Regions from separate parts of the Homo sapiens genome. Here region 2 is linked to region 1. A link is a loop called in an ENCODE intact Hi-C map of the cell type or tissue named here. Cell type or tissue: heart left ventricle. All regions are shown on one strand. Links, peaks and the distances in the headings refer to the core of each region. The heading gives the core; the rest is flanking DNA. Region 1 overlaps PTPN9 (protein tyrosine phosphatase non-receptor type 9). Region 2 overlaps SNUPN (snurportin 1).

Evidence for each region. A loop is a pair of places that touch in the nucleus more often than their neighbours do. Peaks named below come from ENCODE experiments on the same cell type or tissue, not always from the same donor. Only the 100,000 strongest peaks of a DNase experiment are listed, where the experiment ranks them.
Region 2: a loop joins it to region 1, with 2.5 times the contacts of the local background. A loop is called at or near these places in 2 of 110 quality-filtered maps.

The regions. Positions count from the first base shown.
Region 1 is chr15:75,473,881-75,476,693 of GRCh38, reverse strand. The region is part of intron 9 of PTPN9 (protein tyrosine phosphatase non-receptor type 9); the gene reads left to right. It overlaps LOC105370902 (a long non-coding RNA gene), which reads right to left. Exons shown (of 4, transcript XR_932482.2): 2 at 2,703-2,813. Among named protein-coding and RNA genes, the nearest start is that of SIN3A, 24 kb to the right of the region's middle. In heart left ventricle, for the core only: no CTCF peak of the experiment used is centred there; no DNase peak of the experiment used is centred there.
Region 2 is chr15:75,619,615-75,622,365 of GRCh38, reverse strand. It overlaps SNUPN (snurportin 1), which reads left to right. Exons shown (of 9, transcript NM_005701.4): 2 at 1,310-1,472. The coding sequence starts at 1,315. Among named protein-coding and RNA genes, the nearest start is that of SNUPN, 4.7 kb to the left of the region's middle. In heart left ventricle, for the core only: a CTCF peak has its summit at 1,432; a DNase peak (open chromatin) is centred at 1,405; H3K4me3 peaks cover 951 bases; H3K27ac peaks cover 2,410 bases.

The sequences.
Region 1 (2,813 bases), core at 279-2,778:
TGTTAACATTTTACAGCATCTCCTCCTAGACCTTTATCTATGCATACATGCAGATATAGGCATACAAAATATTTAACCAGGCCGGGCACGGTGGCTCAAGCCTGTAATCCCAGCACTTTGGGAGGCCAAGGCGGGCAGATCACTTGAGGTCAGGTATTTGAAACCAGCCTGGCCAACATGATGAAACCCCCTCTCTACTAAAACTACAAAAAGTAGCCGAGCGTAGTGGTGCATGCCTGTAATCCCAGCTACTCAGGAGGCTGAGGTAGGAGAATCGCTTGAACGCGGCAGGCAGAGGTTTCAGTGAGCTGAGATCACGCCACTGCACTCCAGCCTGGGCGACAGAGTGATACTCGGTCTCAAAAAAAACAAAACTAAACTTTTAATTTAACCAAATGTGCTCTTTCTATACTATCTCTTGTTTCATTTAATGGTATCTGTGAATACCTTTCCATAGCAAAAAATACAGCTCTTACAACATCAACTTTATAGACTGTATAAATTATGGTATGCTATTATTTATTTATTTATTTTTGAGACAGGGTCTCACTCTGTCACCTAGGCTGGGTGACAGAGTGGTATGATCATGGTTCACGATCATGGCTCAATGCAGCCTTGGCCTCTCCAGGCACACACAGGTGATCCTCTCACCTCAGTCTCCTGAGTAGCTGGGACTACAGGCATGTGCTACTACACCTGGCTAGTTTTTGTATTTTTTGTAGGGACAGGGTTTTGCAATGTTGCCCAGGTTGGTCTCAAACTTCTGGGCTCAAGTGATCTGCCTGCCTCATCCTCCCAAAGTGCTGGGATTACAGGCGTGCGCCACTGCACCCCACCTGATACGTCATAATTTAATTAATCCTCTCTTATTGGATATTTAGTGTATTTCTAAGATCTCACGTTTTTGACATCATCCACTTCTGCAGAGAGGGTATTCCAGTATCATGTTAGTGCTTGCTAAAAGACTTAGCAATAAGGGTAGTAGAACCAGCAGACTTCTAGACCAAAATTAACCATTAGTACTGCCCTGCTTTCCTGAAAGCAGAGAGGAAAGAAACACCCAGAAAGTATAAGGAATTATCTTGAGTTGTTACGTTTTTTTTTTCTTGAGATGGAGTCTTGCTGTCGCCCAGGCCGGAGTTCAATGGTGCGATCTTGGTTTAATGCAATTAATGCAACCTCCGCCTCCTGGGTTCAAACAATTCTCCTAACTCAGGCTCCCGAGTAGCTGGGATTACAGGCACCTGCCATCGTGCCCAGCTAATTTTCATATTTTTAGTAGAGACGGGGTTTTACCATGTTGGCCAGGCTGGTCTCGGACTCCTGACCTCAAGTGATCCACCTGCCTCGGCCTCCCAAAGTGTTGGGATTACAGGTGTGAGCCCTGCGCCCGGCCGGTTACTGTCTTGATCAAAGTGGAGTTGGTAGCCCACAAGTATCTTCAAAGTTATTGCTGAGTGCTCAGCCCTGAGTGCTCAGCCCTGTGCAAAGGAGAATTTGGCCAGGTGCAGTGGCTCACACCTGTAATCCTTTGTCCTTAGGACCATGTTTAGTGAGATATCATTAATTCCCACAAAGTAAAATAATGGATGGAAGAGTATATAAATTAAATGGTCAACCTGTATAGATCCAGCTGTGCCATCAAAAGCAAAAGAGAAGAAGCTTCACAAGGAATGCGGTGGTCAGAGAAAGCTTCAAGGAAGAGGTGGCACTTGAAAATGGGTAGAAAATGAATAGCATTGGAGGTGACGGAGACAGCTTGAGCGAAAGAATAGAGGCCAAAGTGAGCATGGTGTGTCTATGTTCTGATGAAGTAATTTTTAAGAAAGATTAAACTGGTGGGGTTTCCCAGAGTAGATTGGAAGGGAAAAAGGCCTATTCAAAAAAGTAGACTAAGAGGGTGTTACAGTAACTTAGAAGATGACGTGGTCTTTGTGTCAGTGAAATCGAGCAGGAAGAACAGGATGGGGAGAAGATGAGGGCAAAAGAATAAAAACCAAAAACATTTCAAAGGTAAAAAATCTCTAGGATTTGGTGACTGACTGCTTCTGGGAGATGAAGGAAATGGGTAAGTCAGTGTTGACTTCACCTTTTTAAGACTGAATGATTTAAGAATGCTAGTATTGTTAACAGAGATAAGAAAGTTGCAAGATAAAGCTAATTTTTTTTTTTTTTGAGACAGAGTCTCGTTCTGTTGCCCAGGCTGGAGTGCAGTGGTGCGCTCTTGGCTCACTGCAACCTCCACCTCCCGGGGTCAAGCAATTCTTGTGCCTCAGCCTCCCAAGTACCTGAGACTACAGGCATGTGCCACCACACCTGGCTAATTTTTGTATTTTTCATAGAGATGGGGTTTTACCATGTTGCCAGGCTGATCTCAAACTCTTGAGCTCAGGCAACCTGCCTGCCATGGCCTCCCAAAGTGCTGGGATTATAGGCATGAGCCACTGCACCCGGCCAAGATAAAGCTAATTTTGAAGGAGGAGACTTAGTTACAGACATAATGGATCTGAGATTATGGGAAACAGAAGGTTAATGGTTTAGTAAGCAATCTGTGATTATAAAACTGAAGCTTAGGTGAGATGAAAACAGCTAGAGATTCTTACAGTTTGACACTGTCAGCCTGGATGTGATGGCTGAAGTTCTGATGATTAAGACTCTGAGAGGGTATGTAGCAGTGCTTCCCAAACCTACCTACGACTCACCTGGGGATCTCGTTGACATGCAGATTCATGTTTCTTACACTCTCCCATACGATGCTGGTGTGATTGGTCCACGGACTATACTGAATAGCAGGGATGTGGAAAGATGAGCAG
Region 2 (2,751 bases), core at 252-2,751, 150 kb before region 1:
TTCCACATCCTAGCTCTTTTCCAAGTGAGTCCCACATAAGTAGCCCTGAAACCTTCTTTCTGCCCACCCAAAAACAAAACACAACTAGAATATGAGGAAGTAACAATCAGATTTTTTAAAAAATAAATTATAATTTAAAATAATTTTTTACTTTTTTATTTAAAAAGTAGAGACATAGTCTCACTACATTGTCCAGGTTGGTCTTGAACTACTGGCCTCAAGTGATCCTCCTGCCTTGGCCTCCCAAAGTGCTGGGATTACAGGCATGAGCCACCTGTAATCCCAGGTCGCTAGAGTTTGTTTTTTTGTTTGTTTGTTTGTTTGTTTTTTGAGATGAAGTCTTGCTGTGTCGCCCAGGCTGGAGTGCAGTGGCACGATCTCGGCTCACTGCAACCTCCGCCTCCCAGGTTCAAGCGATTCTTCTGCCTCAGCCTCCCGAGTAGCTGGGATTACAGGCGCCTGCCACCACATCCAGCTAGTTTTTGTATTTTTAGTAGAGACGGGGTTTCACCATGTTGGTCAGGCTGGTTTCGAACTCCTGACCTTGTGATCCACCCACCTCGGCCTCCCAAAGTGCTGGGATTACAGGCATGAGCCATCGTGCCTGGCGAGTTTGGGGTTTTTGATTGCTTTTGTCTTCCTCCAGGGACCCTAGAACCAGTGTTTCCTCTGGAATTAAATTTTCATAATATGAGTTGGCACTTAGTTGAGAATTAAATAACCAATTGAATAAACTGCATGGAGAGTTATATTGGTTAATGAGTGATGGCTATTCAGGAAACTGTAGAGGAACTGCTCAGAAAAGGCCGGGCGCAGTGGCTCACACCTATAATGCCAGCACTTTGAGAGGCTGAGGAGGGAAGATTGCTTGAGCCCAAGAGTTCAAGACTAGCCTAGGCAACATAGGGAGATCCCGTCTGTACCAATAAATTTTAAAATTGGCTGGGTGTGGTGGTGTATACCTGTAGTCTCAGTTACTGGGGAAGCTGAGGTGGGAGGATTGCTTGGGTCCAGTAGATTGAGGCAACAGTGAGCTGTGATTGCACCACTACACTCCGACCTGGGTGATAGAGAGAGACCCTGTCTCAAAAAAAAAAAAAAAAGGAAATATCTGTAGGAAAATAATGTTATTGCTAATATATGACTCATTTACCCTTTAACTTCCTTTTGTCTCATGGAAACACTTGTGATTTTGCATTAAGTTAATTTTTTTTCAGGAATGTGGCCATCATATCATAACTGCATAACTGTCTGTATACAGGAGATGATATGAAATGAATGAACCATTTTCTTACGTTTTCCTTTGTAGGGAAGATGGAAGAGTTGAGTCAGGCCCTGGCTAGTAGCTTTTCTGTGTCTCAAGATCTGAACAGCACAGCTGCCCCACACCCCCGCCTATCCCAGTACAAGTCCAAGTACAGTTCCTTGGAGCAGAGTGAGCGCCGCCGGAGGTTACTGGAACTGCAGAAATCGTAAGGAAGCTTTAACTCCTTGTCTTCTTTCTCTGGGCTAGGAGCTATGAACCATTCCGAAGGCTCTAGGCTTGTCTCTACAGACTCTCCCTTCAAAGTAGACTCTTTGTAGGCTGATCTTCTTGCCCACAGGTTGGGAGGGGTAAATCCTGGCAGAGGTAGGTTTCTTTTATACCCAGAGCTTAGGAGAAGATGAGGAATTAGGGAGACACCGAAGTTTGAAACCAAAAGCTCAATTATTTGGTTAAGTTTTTCTTTTTTTCCTGGCAGCTGTACTGAGCTCTGTGGTTTAGGAACTTGCGAAAGCCACGCCCAGACTTTCACTCCCCACATTTCCTGGGATGCTTGTGTTTGGCTTCTGCACTCTGAATGCTGGTATTGGTGTGGTCTTCCCATCTGCCTTCAGCCCAAATGTTTCTGTGGCACTCTTGGGAGTTCAAGACAAATAATTCCTAAGGGAATCTGAGGAAATGTCTTCCATATACTTAATTCTAAGTGCCAAGATGTGCAAACAGGGAAAGAGGGCAGGATAAGAGTGTTTGAGGCTGAGCTACTCTGAAGGCAGGGCCGATCCTTGTATTCTCAATGCAGCATGGGCCTCTTCTGGGTCATAAATTAAGGAATTAGGGATCAGAAGAAACTACTAACAGCTGCATAGTTTCCATACAGTCTGCATTTTGCCCAGTGTTGCATCACTGGTTGTGTTTGGCAGAGATGGTTCCCTGTGGCTCTGGGTGGCTTGCAGAATACATTCCCAGATCATTCCTCTCCCCATTTTTAAAAATGTAGTTATCTTTGAATAGGTAATACATTTGTATGGTTGAAAATTTAAAATATACATAAGAGGCCGGGCATGGTGGCTGACGCCTGTAATCCCAGCACTTTGGGTGGCCGAGGTGGGTGGATCACCTGAGGTCAGGAGTTCGAGACTGGCCTGACCAACATGGCGAAAACTTGTCTCTACTAAAAATACAAAAATTAGCCCGACATGGTGGTGCGTGCCTGTAGTCCCAGCTACTCGGGAGGCTGAGACAGGAGAATCACTTGAACCCGGGAGGTGGAGGTTGCAGTGAGCCGAAATCGCGCCATTGCACTCCAGCCTGGGCAACACAGCTAGACTCTCTCAAATAAATAAATAAATAAATAAAATAAATAGAAGAGTATATGGTGAGGTCTTCCCATTTCTGTCCCCTAGCTATCCAGTTCCTCTCCTATATTATTAGTTTCTGGTGTATCCTTCCAAATATATATATATTTTAGACAGGGTGTCACTGTGTTG